Linked DNA regions of Mus musculus: region 2 is linked to region 1. Evidence: chromatin loops called from intact Hi-C (ENCODE). Cell type or tissue: left cerebral cortex. All regions are shown on one strand.

What was found. Hi-C counts contacts between places; a loop is a spot of excess contacts. Peaks named below come from ENCODE experiments on the same cell type or tissue, not always from the same donor. Only the 100,000 strongest peaks of a DNase experiment are listed, where the experiment ranks them.
Region 2: a loop joins it to region 1, with 2.0 times the contacts of the local background. A loop is called at or near these places in 5 of 42 quality-filtered maps.

The regions. Positions count from the first base shown.
Region 1 is chr11:78,637,201-78,645,200 of GRCm38, forward strand. The region is part of intron 1 of Nlk (nemo like kinase); the gene reads right to left. Among named protein-coding and RNA genes, the nearest start is that of Nlk, 56 kb to the right of the region's middle. In left cerebral cortex, no CTCF peak of the experiment used is centred here; DNase peaks (open chromatin) are centred at 3,574, 4,083 and 5,260; H3K27ac peaks cover 2,143 bases.
Region 2 is chr11:78,686,523-78,694,522 of GRCm38, forward strand. The region is part of intron 1 of Nlk (nemo like kinase); the gene reads right to left. Among named protein-coding and RNA genes, the nearest start is that of Nlk, 6.9 kb to the right of the region's middle. In left cerebral cortex, no CTCF peak of the experiment used is centred here; DNase peaks (open chromatin) are centred at 4,549 and 7,987; H3K4me3 peaks cover 3,345 bases.

The DNA.
Region 1 (8,000 bases):
TAAAGCGACTGGTTACTCCCATAACATCTGTGCCACTGTTGCACCAATATACCTTGCAAGCACATCACCATTGTAGGGGCAGGGTGTGTTGTGTGATAGTGATAATTACTTCTCTCCTCTGACTGTATGGAAAATGCCTTCTTGTGTCATAAAAAATAGTCAGTAAGAATGAAGCTTTGGTTAGGCACCAGCTCAATTTCTTCATGTTCAATGACATAAGTAAGTTACATATCTTCTGGAGTTTTTTAGTGGTGGCATAAGATGCCTAGTTGGGGCAAAAGCAGTAGGCATACTCTAAGTGCTGAGCCATCTCTCCAGCCTCTGAGCAAAGTATCTATTAATAGCAGACATCTAGAGATGATTAAAAATTAATGCAAGCCATTTCTACTTTGATGGCTTATTAAAATGCTTAAGTTTTTTAAAAATGAAGAGGATGGGAAGAAAGGAAAATTAAAAATGCAAAAGACAACAGGAAACAAAACTTCAGTATAACTAATTATCTTAAAGATAATTATCTTAAAGAATCATAACCTGAGACATGCAATTAAAAAAAGAAAAGGGGAGAGGCAGGGGGTAGACTAAATGGGCATGTAAGCATACACTTGTGATTCCGGCACTCAGAAGGCAAACAGAAGGGCAGAGAGTGTGGGTTACATACCAAGACCCTGTTTTAAACAAACAAAAAAACAAACAAACAAACAAAAAAGCAAGGGCAGTTAAATCTTTTTAACAGATAAACAATGCCCACCTACATGATGTCTAAAGTCACTTTAAACATAAAAACAGGTAAAAATAAAATGAAAGTAAAAAATATACCAAGTAAAAAACAAGCCTAAGAATAGGTGAAATAGACATCAAGAGAAAGTTTACAGAGGAAATAAAGCCATTATATACATAAAAAGGTAGTTCATAGGCTGGAGAGATGGCTCTTCTGAAGGTCCTGAGTTCAAATCCTAGCAACCACATAGTGGCTCACAGTCATCCATAATGAGATCTGATGCCCTCTTCTGGGGTGCCTGAAGAGAGCTGCACTGTACTTACATATAATAAATAAATACATCTTTTTAATTTTTTTCTAAAAAAGGTAGTTCATGAGAAAGATCTTTGGGTTTATTATATGCATTATCATGTCCTCATGAGAACAATTTAACTTATTTTTCTTCTATGTGCCTTTTATTTAGTTATTTTGATCCTTGTTACATTGGTTAGATATCCTAGTATACATAGCTGCCAGAAATAATTATACTGTATACTTCAAATGAGTAAATCCTATTGTATGTAAATAAAGGATAATTTTAAGAGAAGGCAAAATGAGAAAAACAAAACAAATAGTTCTCTGCTCTTTTAATAAAAGAAATGAAATTGAAACTATGAGCTATTTCTCATGGACTTAAAAAATTTATTCTAATGATGGAAGGTGTTAATTAGCACAACATTTTTAGAGAAAAATTTGGCACTGTATAGCTAGATCTTTAAAAAGTGAGTGGACCTTCTGACCTAGCACTTCTATTTCTGGGAAGTCTAACTACAGAAACAATTGAATCAAATGAGACATAGGCAGAGTGACATTGAAAAGCTTTGTCTCAAAAGTTTGGAGCTAAGACGAAAGGATGGACCATCCAGAGACTACCCCACCTGGGGATCCATCCCATAATTAGCCACCAAACCCAGACACTATTGCATATGCCAGCAAGATTTTGCTGAAAGGACCCTGATATAGCTGTCTCGAGTGAGGCTATGCCAGTGCCTGGCAAATACAGAAGTGGATGCTCACCGTCATCTATAGGATGGAACACAGGACCCCCAATGGAGAAGCTAGAGAAAGTACCCAAGAGCTGAAGGGGTCTGCAACCCTATAGGTAGAACAACAATATGAACTAACCAGTACCCCCAGAGCTTGTGTCTCTAGCTGCACATGTAGCAGAAGATGGCCTAGTCGGCCATCATTGGGAAGAGTGGCCCCTAGGTCTTGCAAACTTTATATGCCCCAGTACAGGGGAACACCAGGGCCAAGAGGTGGGAGTGGGTGGGTAGGGGAGTTGGGGGGGAGGAGGGTATGGGGGACTTTCGGGATAGCATTTGAAATGTAAATGAAGAAAATATCTAATAATAAAAAAAAAAAGAAAGGCTTTGTCTCCTTGTGAAGAGTAGGGGGAAGAACCTTGCACGCCCAAATTAATGTTTGCTTAAATAACAAGATGTCCATCATTAACATGCATGTGTCCTTACTGAGGAATGAGGATGCTAAGCTTGTGTCAACTAGTACAGCAGACCTTACACACAAAGAAGGAAGGAGTGGGCCTCTGAGAAATCCTGGTGAATTTTATCCGTGGAACAGTGTCTGCAACCCCAGTGCTCCAGAGGCTGAGCACAATGGCTCCTCTCCTGCATTTTGTTTTCTACTCTAGGGAGTTGTACATAATCACCATTATAGCCTCCAGACTTACTATGAGAAGAAAATTCTTAATTCTTGTCACCATTGGCTTACTATGAACACACAAGGCTATCATTTCTGTTTATCTCTTATGATAACTGATGGAGGGGCGCTTACCCCAGTGCCCAGGAGGTAGGGACAGGTAGATCTCTATGAGTTCGAGACCAACCAGGTCTACATACTGAGAGTTCATCTCAAAAACAAAAGCAAATAAAAAATGATTTAAAGACTTTAGTCAAATGTCATTCAAATGAACATATTTGATTAGAGCACTCTGACATACAAACTAAGTTGTTTCAGTAAGTTACTTAGTTTACCCTCAAACAGATCTGAGTAAAAACAAGCCATGTGTATACTTTTTATGTTAGGGTTATCCGAACTGTAATCTATCTATGAAAGGAAAATGTTACAGTGGAAGAACCAGCCATTTCTAGTTCTAAGATCAATTAATTAATCTATTAAAAATCAGTTAATGTCTCTGGAAAATATAGAATTAGAAAGTACAAGATGTCAAAAACTAAATGTTCTCCACTAGCATAGGGGCATTGTAAAACAGCTCTCAGCCTGTGGGTTGGGGACATGATTCTTACATAAAACTTAGATGGGGGAAAAAGGTTGAGTGTAAATGCAGAGAATTAACCCTTTTTTTTTTTTTTTTTTTTTGGTTTTTCGAGACAGGGTTTCTCTGTATAGCCCTGGCTGTCCTGGGACTCACTTTGTAGACCAGGCTGGCCTCAAACTCAGAAATCCTCCTGCCTCTGCCTCCCGAGTGCTGGCATTAAAGGCGTGCGCCACCACGCCCGGTGCTCAGATTCCCATTAAAGATCTTGTATCTTTCTCAACCCAAATATAAACAGTAGACATTTCACCTCCTCCAATATTTCTTTATTATAACCTCTAAGGTCCAGGAATCTGAGGCAATATTTAAGTATCGAAAAATATGTAAGAAAAGCTCCTTAAAAAACAAAAACAAAACTCTACCCAGTGAGTTAGGTACAGGGACAGTTCTGCAACGCTCACTCCTTTCAGTGCTCCCTAAAGGTAAAGAGCTTTACACATTCCAAACACCCTCTTCAAAGTCAGCCCTATCTCACTGACACCCACTGGCTATGTAAACCACATTTGCCTGAAATGTTACCACTCAATGGATTTTTCCAAACTAAGTATATCTGTGACCTATACAAGAACACCTGTACTGACAGTTTCTGGAATGTCATTATTTAATAAAGCACAGGACATTTGGAACCCAAGAAGTCTCCATTCTGGAAGGGAAGGGAATGCATGGAGGAGGGAGAGAGGGTATAGGGAGAGCAAATATGGACATAACAAACATATGTGTATATGAAAATGTCATAATGAAGCCCATTAATCTCATTAATCTGTGCAATTAATAGAACTCAATAATTGTGATTTTTAAAGTAAAATAAAACCTTACCTAATCCTCAAAAAAAAAATCTCCATTCTGGCTTTATGATTTTAACCTAGGTGCAACAGTTAGAACACAGACCCAAGATAAAAGGACAGAAATACACTTAAGGAGAAAGACGGCTTTTCTATTTCTGCCAGCTATTTTAGAAAATCCTAGAATACTTAAAGTGAGTGTCTCAATGCCATCTGGTCGTACTGCTGATGTAATTCTAAACAGCAATTTTAAAGACTTATGCAGATTTTTCTTTGTAAAAGCAGATGCATTAAAAGCTATGTCAGAGCCACTGTGGTAGCATGTACCCAGCATCCAGGAAGCAGAGCTAGGCAGACTTCTAAGTTCCGGGCCAGCCTGGTCTACATGATGAAATCCTGCCTCCTACTCCAACCACCAAATAAAAGGAACTTATATCAGAGCAGTCCTGGGCATGACATGAGGAGTGAGAAACAAAATATCCATTCCAACTATATATATTTTTAGAGATTTTTCAAATTATAAGATACTATATATCTTGATCAAGAAGTTAATTCTACTTGTGCCATGTTTTATTTTTAAAATTAAGAAAAAATATTTTAGCTAGGTATGGTGAGACACTCCTTTAATCTCAGCACTATGGAGGCAAAGTCAGGCATATTTGTGTGTGTTCAAAACTAGCCTGGTCTATATAAGTTCCAGGACAGCCATAACTACATAATAAGACCTGTCTTGGGGCTGGGGGTAGGGGAAGAGCAAAACCAAAACCAAATGATAAAAACCCATTATTTTATGTGTATGGGTGTTTTGCCTGCCTGTACATCTGGGTACCATGTGCATGCCTGGTACCCATAGAGGCCATAAGAGGGGATTGGATCTCTGGAACTGGAATTATGAACAGTCGTGAGCCTCTGTGTGGGTGCTAGGAAAAGAACCCTGATCCTTTGGAAGAGCAGACAGTGTTTTTAAACACTAAGCCAACTCTCTAGCCCTGCAATTTGATTTATAACAAAGGCCCCGACAATAGCAGTATATATTCGCACTACACTATAAAGTGTTGGGATCCTTGTCTTTATAAGCAGAAGCTAGATAGAGACATACCATCTTTTCCTATGAGATCTAAATTCCTTCTAAAATGATGTTATGTGACTTATGGTCTGAGAATGAGAAGTTAAAAAAAAAAGTGGGGGCTGGGGAGGGGCAGGATACAATTCCAACTCACAAAGCTGTTAATCTTGTGTTACAAATGGAATGAACTCGACAATACTGCCATGAAGGATTTTCAGCAAACTGTTCCCCAGGGTCCAGACCACTATGCAAATTGACTTCTTCCAAGCTAGAGAAGCACTGCACTTTCAGGAGGAAATGGGAGCTACAGCAGATCTAAAGCAGGGAGGTGCAGCGGCAGCACGTGTAACATTAGCTAATGCTGTGTATAATCCCAGTCTTGTTTCATGAAGAGTCTTTTCCTGGCACTTCTAATTTCCACTTCAGGTGCCTGCTGCTTCTCAGTGTTTTTTCCCACTTTACTCTGCCAGTACATATATCACATTCTCCATCACCCCCAAAAGACCAGAACTACAAAACAGGACCAGTGGGGAGGCCCCCATTCTACTTTGGGCAAAGAAAAGTTGTAAGGATGTGGATGGACTGTTTCTTGGTACAGGGAGACAATGACACAAGAAAATTAACACAATCTGCAAAGAAAGGAAGCAAGAATGTAGGTAATATCCAAGCTTTTGCATTCCAATGTATCTGAGGCTAATTATATCCACTTTGAAGTCTGATGATGTGAATGAAGAGCTTATATTGATGATCTTTCATAACAAGGACCAGCTTTTATACTCACCCTCACTAGAACTAAAATGAACTTTCTAGTCTTCATTCCCCTGCCCTCAGATTATAAACAATGAAATGAGTTCTTGCTTCTAGATTCCTAAGACAAAAATAATCAGACTCACAAACATTTGGTTTTTCTCAGAAAAAAATCACATAAAATTCTGAAAAAAATTATAACCCTTCAGAAACCTTAAGGTTACTTCATATAAATAAGAACAAGGCATGTCATTTTAATCTCTTTTGGAGGGTATTGTATGTGTGATACATGTATGTGTCTTCCTCTACTTCCCTCTGCCTTATTCCTCTAAAAGAAGATCCCCCCCCCCCCTCTCAACCCAAACTCAGTATTTTGGTTAGGCTGATTGGCCAGGGAGCTCCTGGGACCCCTTTCTTTCTGACTATCAATTCTGGGGTCCCAGGTAAGTGCAGCCATGCCCAGCCTTCCACATGGATGCTCGGGATCTCAGTTCAGGAGCTCCATCACAGGAAGGCCTCATCACAGGAAGGTCTCATAACCACTGAAGCACCTTCTCAGCCACAGCGAGGCCTTTCCTGTTCAAAAGGTATTAAGGATCACCTGATGGAAATATTACCATTAGCAAAATCTGTGAACCAATCATATGCTAGTAAGCAGGAGTCTTTTTGCTTTCAACTGTTCTGTCATCCTCTGAAATGCTTGGATGAAATGCTAACATGTTACAATGCAGACCATATCCTGATTTAGATAGTCTGACAGCAGGCTAAGGCTTAACATAATGTTCATCAATTATTAACACCAGCAGAAACCATTAAAATGTCCAGTACAGCATTAATAAATTTGCTGAACAAATGAAATAAATGAATAGTGGGGGGCTTTAATGTGCAATTTTCATGGCAAGGATTGGTACCTTCATTTTTCAAACTAGAAAACTGATGCACAAACAAGTTAACAAGTTAACAAGTTGCCCTGGGTCACAGAGAATGACGCTGACTGGAGATTCCGTTAGCCTACGAGGCTTGACACAAATGTCCTTGGTAGTAGAGGTCAGTTTCTCTCTAACGGTGAAGCTCTATACGCAGCAGCAGTCACCCAGCTTTCCAAGGACTTTCATGGGCCCTCTGACCACAATTCCATTACCAGATAAACTGTGATCCTCCTGGGAGGCCTGTGCAGTAAGTTAAGGAACGCACAGCGAGGATACAGAGGGGGCATTAATGGAGACATCCACAAAAGCTCTACCTTTAGAAATTCTGTTACACACAGAGCAAGCCTCTTTGGAAGCATGCAATTATGGTTCATCAAGTATATGTGCCTTTCCAGACAAGCACCTGATGAATACTTATAATCTCAGCACTTAGGAAGTTGAAACAGGAGGATCATAAATTAGAAGCCAGCATAGGCAACATAGTGAGCTATGTTTGAAAGAAAAAAAAAAAAAAAGGACATAAATACTTCAGATTCAGAACTAGACTTAGGAGATCGACCGTATCAATTTTTGTATCATGTGCTCACTAGACTATTTCAGTTTGCTTTATTAAGGTACATCCACAAAAGACAACTCCTTTACTTTGCTGGGGGAGAATATTCCTCTGAAATCTAGTTTAGAAAAACTTTAAAAAGAAAACAACAACGTGAGCCATTTAGTTTCTTACCTGCTTCTACAAGAAGGCAAGATACATGGTGCATTTTATTTCACTCACTAGTATCTCCTAACCATTTATTACACAATAGTGTTTAGTGAAAAGGTAACTTTAATAATTTAAACCTAGTTAGAAAACAGAAAATTATAAAACATAGCTTATTAAACTTAAGGATGGAATAGCCTATTAAAAATTCATATAACACTGTTCTAAAAAATTGTGGTTTTCAAATTAGAAACAAAATTTGTCTATGTGTACATGTCTGTATATGGATATGCACATGTGAGTACTGGTGCCTATGGATACCCAAAGGGTCAGGTCTTCAAGGAGCTGGAGTTACAGGTCATTATGAGCTTCCTAATGCAGGTGCTGGAAACCGAATATAGGAAAACTCTGCAAAAGCTATACATGATAAGCCAGCTCTCCAGTCCTCAATACTTACGCTTTTAGTGCACAAAGGGAAATTCCCAGCCCAGGGCTTCCTAAGAGAAAAATAAAACCAAAATTGGAAGAACTGCCACCTACTAAGTAAATGTTCTAGATCTGTGTGTGTTTTATTTATTTTGTTTTTGTACTATTATATTAGTCTTTTTCATCTAAATGCACTTTTATTTGTTATTAAGAAATGTGTGTGCTAGTACATGCTTACAGCCCCAGCACTCTTTTTAAAAAGGGAAAAAAAAAAAATCATGAGTTCAAGGCCAGCCT
Region 2 (8,000 bases), 49 kb after region 1:
ATCTCTCTATCTCTATCTATCTATCTATCTATCTATCTATCTATCTATCTATCTATCTATCTATCTACCTATCTATCTATCTATCTATCTCTGATCTCAATGGCTCAGTAGTTAAAGAACTTGTTGTACTTATAAAGGACCCATCAAAATCCTATGGAATTCCAATTCCAGGGGATCTAACCCCTTCTTTTTACTTCTCCAAACCAGCCACACTGGACATACATACTAGAAAGCAAACACTCATACATATAAGAATTAAAAAAAAAAACTATACTAAAATCTGATCTCAAAGTTGAACAAGGTGACATTTATCTTACCTTCCCCAGCCCTGCCCCACCCCCCAAACCCCAGATGGAGTCTCACAGGGATCCCAGGCTGGCCTTCAACCTCCAATTCTACATGTATCTGACATTAATCCTCCCATTTCTATCTCCCAAATGCTGGCATTGCAAGAGTTATCACATTGCTGGATTTTATGTGGCTTTGTGCATGTTCGGCAAGGACTCTACCAACTGAGCTTCTCCTTAGCCCGTGCTCTTCCTTTAAACATCTGTAATAGTTACCTTTAAATATTTCAATAGCTCCCTGTCCTGAAGAAAGCTGTTGTGGTCACGATCAGATTTTACTTGCCCACAAATAATATTATGCTTTCAAATATTCATGCCATTTTATAAAATCCTTAGAAAGCAGAGACTTTTTATAAACAAGGAAACCAAGGTTCAGAACTTTTAATAACTTTACCAGAATCACAGGCTTGTTGATAGTGATATCGAACCAGAATCTATGCTGTCTTCTAGCAAGGTTGGCTTAGTAGTCTACAATATCACTAGCATCAATGAATAAACTTCTCCCAAAGAAAACAGTATCTTTTATACTATAAACATCAAGTTCTCTGGTTTATCAAACTTGGAATCTAAAAAAGTGTTAGTAATAATAAAAGTGCTGCTGATACTTAAAACATTGAAAATCTCTCTCTCTCTCTCTCTCTCTCTCTCTCTCTCTCACACACACACACACACACACACACACACACACATGAAATTCAGATGTAATCATTCTTTCAAATGTCATCAATGATCTATCTATCTTCTTGATAAATGCAATGGTCTTTTCTCCATGCTAATTTTCCTTGACTTTTATGTGAACCAGCGATTACCCTATTCTCCTAACAGCCTCCAACCACACAGGGCTGTCATTCATGGTGAATACATTTCCTATCTGACTGAGCTACAGTCTGGCCTCCAGTAACAACTTCTACCACAGCAGAATACCCCCAAGGCTCAGACAGTCCTCAGCAACTCTACCTTTTCATTTAAGCATTCAGAAGATTAAAGCTGATCAATCTTCCTCTTATCTAAAAACTTTCAGAAGCTGCCATTTACAGGGTTTCAGTCTTTTTTCATCCTCACCCCTCCCCCCAACAAGAGCTTTATGTTTAAAACTGGGAAGGAGAGTCTGCTTCCGTTGGAAAAGAACCTCAGTTTAGGCCCCCAGAACTCAGGTAACCAGGGCTCTTGGCAAAGGCCTGAGATTCCAGTGCCGGGGAAGCATAAACGAGAGGCCCTCTGTGGCAGGCTGACAAGCCAAACTAGGTCCAGTCAGAGACCCTGACTCAAACAAGATAAGGTGGGAAAAGATACAAGACACCAAGCACCAACCTCTGACAGCCAAATAATAATGTCTTAAGCCAACAAGAGTTAATGTTCTTTATCTTTTTTTTGGGCAGACAGGGGCACACACACACACAGACACAAAAAGACACACTCACACAACACACACAAAACAAAAATAAAGTTTTTTAAAAATGTCTTTTAATCATTCCTTGTCAAGTTTTGAAACTGTAGATACCTTGAATGTATATATGGTCCTTTCTTCATGAAAAGATCCTTGCCCTCTCACCCTGCCACACCAATAACCTCTACTTTAACATGAGGTCCCAACCTCTTTCTGCACTAGCAAAAATAATGTCCTTCTTACCACCCCATGTGCAACACTTTCTGCAACCCCAAGCTGTGGTGTCTGGCATCGGGGCCCACCCACCAACTATCATTAAAACAGCACAGATTTACATGAAGAAACCGCCCATTTGCCAACAAGCCAGTTTCTTTCCATGAATAGTTTACCTTTTCTAGGAAGCAGCACACCTTCCACAGAAATGTCTTCTTTATGCTCCCAATAATATCCAGGGACCATCAAGCTTGCTGCATTTATGGCACCGAATTGTAACTATCCATTTACAAATCACTCTCCCACCCCATGGGAAGAGGTTAACTCTAAAGTTCTTATCACCTAGCACAGCAACTAGGAAACAGTTAACACACACCCAGTACACAGGTATTATCCAAAGTGAGGAGACTGCATTGTTAAGGTTATTAGAGAGTTTTGTTTTGTTGAATTTTTTTTTTTTAAGATAAGGCCTTATTTTGAGTCCAGGTTAGCCTGGAACTCATGATATAGTCCAGACTGGCCTTGAAATCACAGCAATCCTCGTGCCTCGGCCTTCTGAGTGCTGGGATTCAGATAAAAAGGTTAAAACATGATGCTCATTCCAAATTAGTTTTAACTTTTTACTAAGGCTATGAACTAACTACCTGAGAGTAAGGACATTATTTTTCAAATTACTTAGTTACTATAAACTCTTTCAAGACAAGATCATGACCCTTGTAAGACGGGATAATTGCCTGCAGCCCAGCACAATACACCACACACAACAGAAATGACAGAAGCAGCTTTGACAGAGGCTTCAGAAATCAACCACAGAACTAAATATCCGTTCTTACTGTCTCATAACAGTGCCTTTCCATAGCAAGCTAACAAAAAAAAATATATGGACTAATGAAGCCCATGTACAAAACTTTCACCGTCTGACAGTAGATTTAGTCAAGCTAATTCAAAATACAGGTGTGAACCCAGACATAAGTAAAGAACACTTCTCATTACCCATGTGTCACACATCCCTGTATACGCTACTGTATCCACAGCACTACAAGGAAGTGGTACAGGTTCAGTCTGAGCACAGCTGTCCCTCAGAATCAGCTTTCTGTATGTTCAGAGTGCTAGAATTTTTGCTAATATTTCTTGGCTAGGTACTTCTGAACTACTAATGCCATCTATCATGTCTTGGCACATGCTTACTGACTGCTCTGTAACTGATGCCTCGGGCACTCTTCAATATTACCCCCTAGCAACAACAGGATCAAAATGACAAGCTATTTTAGTTAGGAAATCATTGTTGCTGTGCACTAGATGACCCAGTTAACAAATAATTCACTGGAGTGGGTTATTATTATGGATGTACAGGGAATCGTAACTAAAACCCAAACATAATCTACCAGGTAGCTTCATTCCATTTACTGGTTAAATGACAAATGGAAGAAATTTCTTTGTCCTTGACAACTTCCAACCAACTGATCACTGATCAGCATGTTAAGGAAGCACACAATATATGCAGTTGATCCTTAAATTGCTAGCACATCACTAAGCCTGAGTTAAAAAAAAAAAAAAAAAAAAAAACTTTTAAAACAACAATAAAGCAGCCACTCGATTATAGCACAGAAGTCAATAAAAACTTGGTCAGATTCTAGTTGTAAAGAAAACATTCTAGTATCCATCCCAGTAGAGGTCGTTTTATATCAAAGAATAACATTTCTTCAGATGTCATACTTTGGAGAAAGACAACAAACAATCTACATTCAAACATATATCTAGTTAATAGATACAAATATCCTCCTCTGGCATAGCAAATGGAAAGGGGGCTGACTGTACCAGTCCCCGAACTGATTTAGAGATACTGTTATTTTAGCTAGTTTAAAAGGTAATGTTTTTCAAATGTTCTTTTTTTTTTAAGTCCTTTTTTCTAAGTTGGTATTTAGTACTAACATGACATTAATCTCCAATTATAAAACAAATTTACTCTTTGTTATATTGCGATGGGTTTTTTTTAACATGCAAATAATCTTCAGAGTTGAAATCTAAAATCATTTTGAATGTTACAGGCTACACGCTCTCAATCACCAAGAAACAGGTACAGTAATATTAGACGGTGCAACTTTTCTCCTCTAACTTTTCTTTATGACCATGAACCTGTAGTTTCTAAAGGTACATTTATTTGTAGTTGAAATCAACAATATAAATTTCCACACTGCTAGTTTCACACAGATGCTCTGTTATATCTAGAAAAGCAACCATTTCCTTTTTATGGTGCAGGCTCTGCTTCTTCAAAGCTCTTTGCACAAAGCAGACCCCCTCCCCCACCCCACCCCCAGAACCCAGCAGTGCCTGTTAATCTTGACTGATAGTAAAGAAACACTACAGACTCTTAACCTGGAAAAGCTACTAACAAAATACACTTTTAGTATACTACTCTTACTGGTGTAACTCAATCCAGGATCTTCCCCAACCATCCGAAAGCGTTCCCCATTTTCCAACACCTAATTTCTTATTTACAGAGTAAGAGGACCACAGAAAACACACTCTAATTTTCACAAGATGAACAAGTTAGACATCTCTGCCACGCATGAAAGTTTACACTGAATAATTTCTCATCCACTCACAGACACTTCCCCCGCCTCACAGAGATCATCTTTAGCAGTTTACTTTTCCTTTAAACACAAGTGAATTTCCACTCAAGCACCTTAGACAGTGATGGCAACCTTCACTTATGCCTCCCAGTCGGTTAATCCACAATAGTTTCTATGACAGCGCAGATGATGAGTGGAACACTGGCTATACTATACCCAAAGTAGCTGTTTTGTTGTTGTTTTAATTGAGAGAACAGAAGAGTAGCTTCCCCTCAGCTCTGAAATTTAACCTTCATTATCTCCTTGGCACAAATTCAATTGAGGAGGTGACTCTATGGTATTTAAAGTCATGCCTCCTAAAATAATTTGAATGTTGATTTTATACGGTAAATCTGACAACACAGGAAGATTCTTCCTGCACATTAACAAAAGCATTTTGTTCTTTTTTTTTTTTTAAACCAGCAGTAACTACAATAGCATCCACTGAGGACTTACTGTATACTAGTTATATTAGTTTATAAGGATCACTTCATTTAACCCCAGTACCAATTCTGAGATCAGAGCTAAGATCCCCATTTCACAGATGAGGGACTGAAAGAGAAAATTATCAAGATCACAAAGCTCAGTGATAAGTCACTAAGTATCACAACAGAGATGTTGAAGTTTTGAAATACAGATAAAAGTAACTTGCTAAGGGTATTAAAGCAAAAACATTCAAAGCTTTGCAACTTTATTTGAAGTACAAAGACAACAGACTGGATGCATCTACGGATCTTTGATCTTTTAATTAATCAGACAAGTAAAAAGCTAAAACATTAATTTTATAAAGTGGAGGCCTTTCCTGGACTCACTTTATCAAGGCAGCATGTAGCATTAATCCAATCTATATTTTATGTTGAGAGTGTCAAAAACTGACTGGGCTTAGAAGTCCTCAAACTCTTCTCATGCTGTCAGCTTACTCCAATTCTTTAAACTATATACTTCATAAGACCCTGAAGCACTTTGTTCCAAAGTTGCCACATTTTTAAAGCACAGTATTTTTCTCTAGCAAAGGTGAACTATGGACAAAAGGATACATTTATATTATCTTCACCAAAAGATAGAAATATTGTTTGTACTTTGTTTTTGCATTACGAAATGTCCATATGGGCACAAATGCAAAATACAAAGTCCCAACATCTGATAATGCAGGTCAAATTATATATGATGTTTTAAGAACCAATGAGCAACATCGATCATTCACAATGAATACATTTCAGGCTACCCCTGCTCACATTACCAGGTAAGCAAGAACTCTTACTTTGAGATAAAACACAGCAGACAGTTGTTAATGAAACCTTAATTGAACTGTCAAAGCACCATCTTTACCAGCAAGCTAATGGGAAACTCACGATTTTACACAACTGTCCAAGACTGGTAAATTATTCTACTAGTAAAATTCAGCAGAAAGGTAAATCGAGTTAGGTACTAAGTTGTTCGGTGATAAATCTGAATGGTAAAATACTGCATCATTTCTATGAATATTTCTCCCTGGCTGCATTGAAGACTAGTCACCCTCAAAATTATATTCACGTTTTGGCCATTAGTTAGTACCCCAAGGTGCATGTCCATGAAAAGGAAGGGAGTAGATACAATTCCTTATATAAACTATGCCCAAAAAATACTCCCAAAATAACTGACTGAATCTAAGTGAATATGATGCCCAGATAACTACATATAGTTTTGATTTAAATGATGTATCACTAGAAGGATTTGCTTAATCTTTTTTTTTAGTTTAGTTTGTTTGTTTGGTTTTTGTTTTTTTGAGAAAGGGTTTCTCTGTGTAGCCCCAGCTGTCCTCGAACTCAGAAATCCACCTGCCTCTGCCTCCCAAGTGCTGGATTAAAGGCGTGTGCCACCACTGCCTGGCCTGTTTAATCGTTCTAAAAAATAATTGTTTCACACATAAAAAGAACTTTCTAAATTAAAAAGAAAAACTATGTTTTATTAGGTTAAATGGTAAACAACGTCACCTGGAATTTCAGCACACTACTGGCAATTCATTCTGGTGTGGTTATCAAATCTCTAGTTTTAGCAAACTTAGGTCACAAGGCAGTTAAATTCCAAAGAAGCAATTCAGACATCAAGTCATCAATATGTAAATATAAAAATAGAAAAGCATTTGCATACTAAAAACACACCTGGTACTCCTCTCCCTTTTCAAACTAAATTGTATTTCACCTAAAACAGCTGATAAAAACCATTCCTGCCTGATTGTGAAATGAAATCGTATCAAAAAGAAAAAATTGGAAGACACTGCAAGATGGCAGCCATCCGAAAACCAAGGAAAGAAGCTCAGAAGGACTCAAGCCCACCGACACCTAGATCTTGGATTTCTATTCTCGAGAACTGAGAGAAATATATGCCTATGTTTACGCCAAAACAAAGCAGAACATCAAAAAAGCAGTAAGATGCCATAGCACTGTCCTAGGTACTGGAGGAAAAAAAAAAAAGTTCTTCTAGACCAGTGGTTCTCAACCTGTGGGTGGAGCCTCCCTAGAGGATTGAAAGACCCTTTCACAGTATCACCTAAGACCACCGGTAAACACAGATATTTACATTATGATTCATAATAGTAGCAAAATTACAGTTTCGAAGTAGCATCGATGGTAACTTTATGGTTGGGGGTCACCACAACCTGAGGAACTGTGTTAAAGGGCTGCAGCTTTAGGAAGGTTGAGGACACTGTCCTCTTCTAAACATGGTGCTACATCTCTACATTCCCAGCACTCAGAGGCAAGCTCGAGGCCCAGTGAGCTACATAGTTGAGCTCCAGGCCAAACAGAAACAGTTATATATTGATTGAGACTTTGTCTCGAAAAGTTACAAAACAAGTACTTTGTTATACAGGTCGTACCCTCAAGGAACTTACAGTGTATTCAGTAAATATGAAACAATTGAAGATGGTCAAAGTTACTGGTTCAAGGGGCTGTCTGCAAATTTCTAGAAAGGATTCCCACCAAGCACTGGTGGATTTTTCAGATACAAGCGATTCCTAATGTCCACTGCCAGGAGGTCTGACAGATGAGATGCTAGAGCACTCCCTTTTCATTTTTTCTACTCTTGCCATAAAACTGACGTTAAAACTTCTGCAAGTCACATGGCCTTTTGACAGAAAGGTAGTGAACTCGAGAATGCTAAAAAAAAAAAAAAAAAAAAAAAAAAGCTCCCTTTCTGTATCCCTTAAGTTTTCAGCATTGGACACAACCCCATCTTAAAAAAAAAAAAAAATCCAGATACTCAAAGTTTGTGAAACAATGACAAGAGTTAAAGCAGGAAACCAGTTTTCTCCTGCTCTCCTCCCATCCCCGCCTAGTTGGGAAACCCTCAAGGGTTAGGCAAGGAGTGGAAGTGCCTAGTGAATTCCCTGGGGAAGGTGCTCTGGAAGAGAAGAGGAAGGCAGGAATAGTCAGGTCCCCGAACAGTCACTTAGAAGAACCC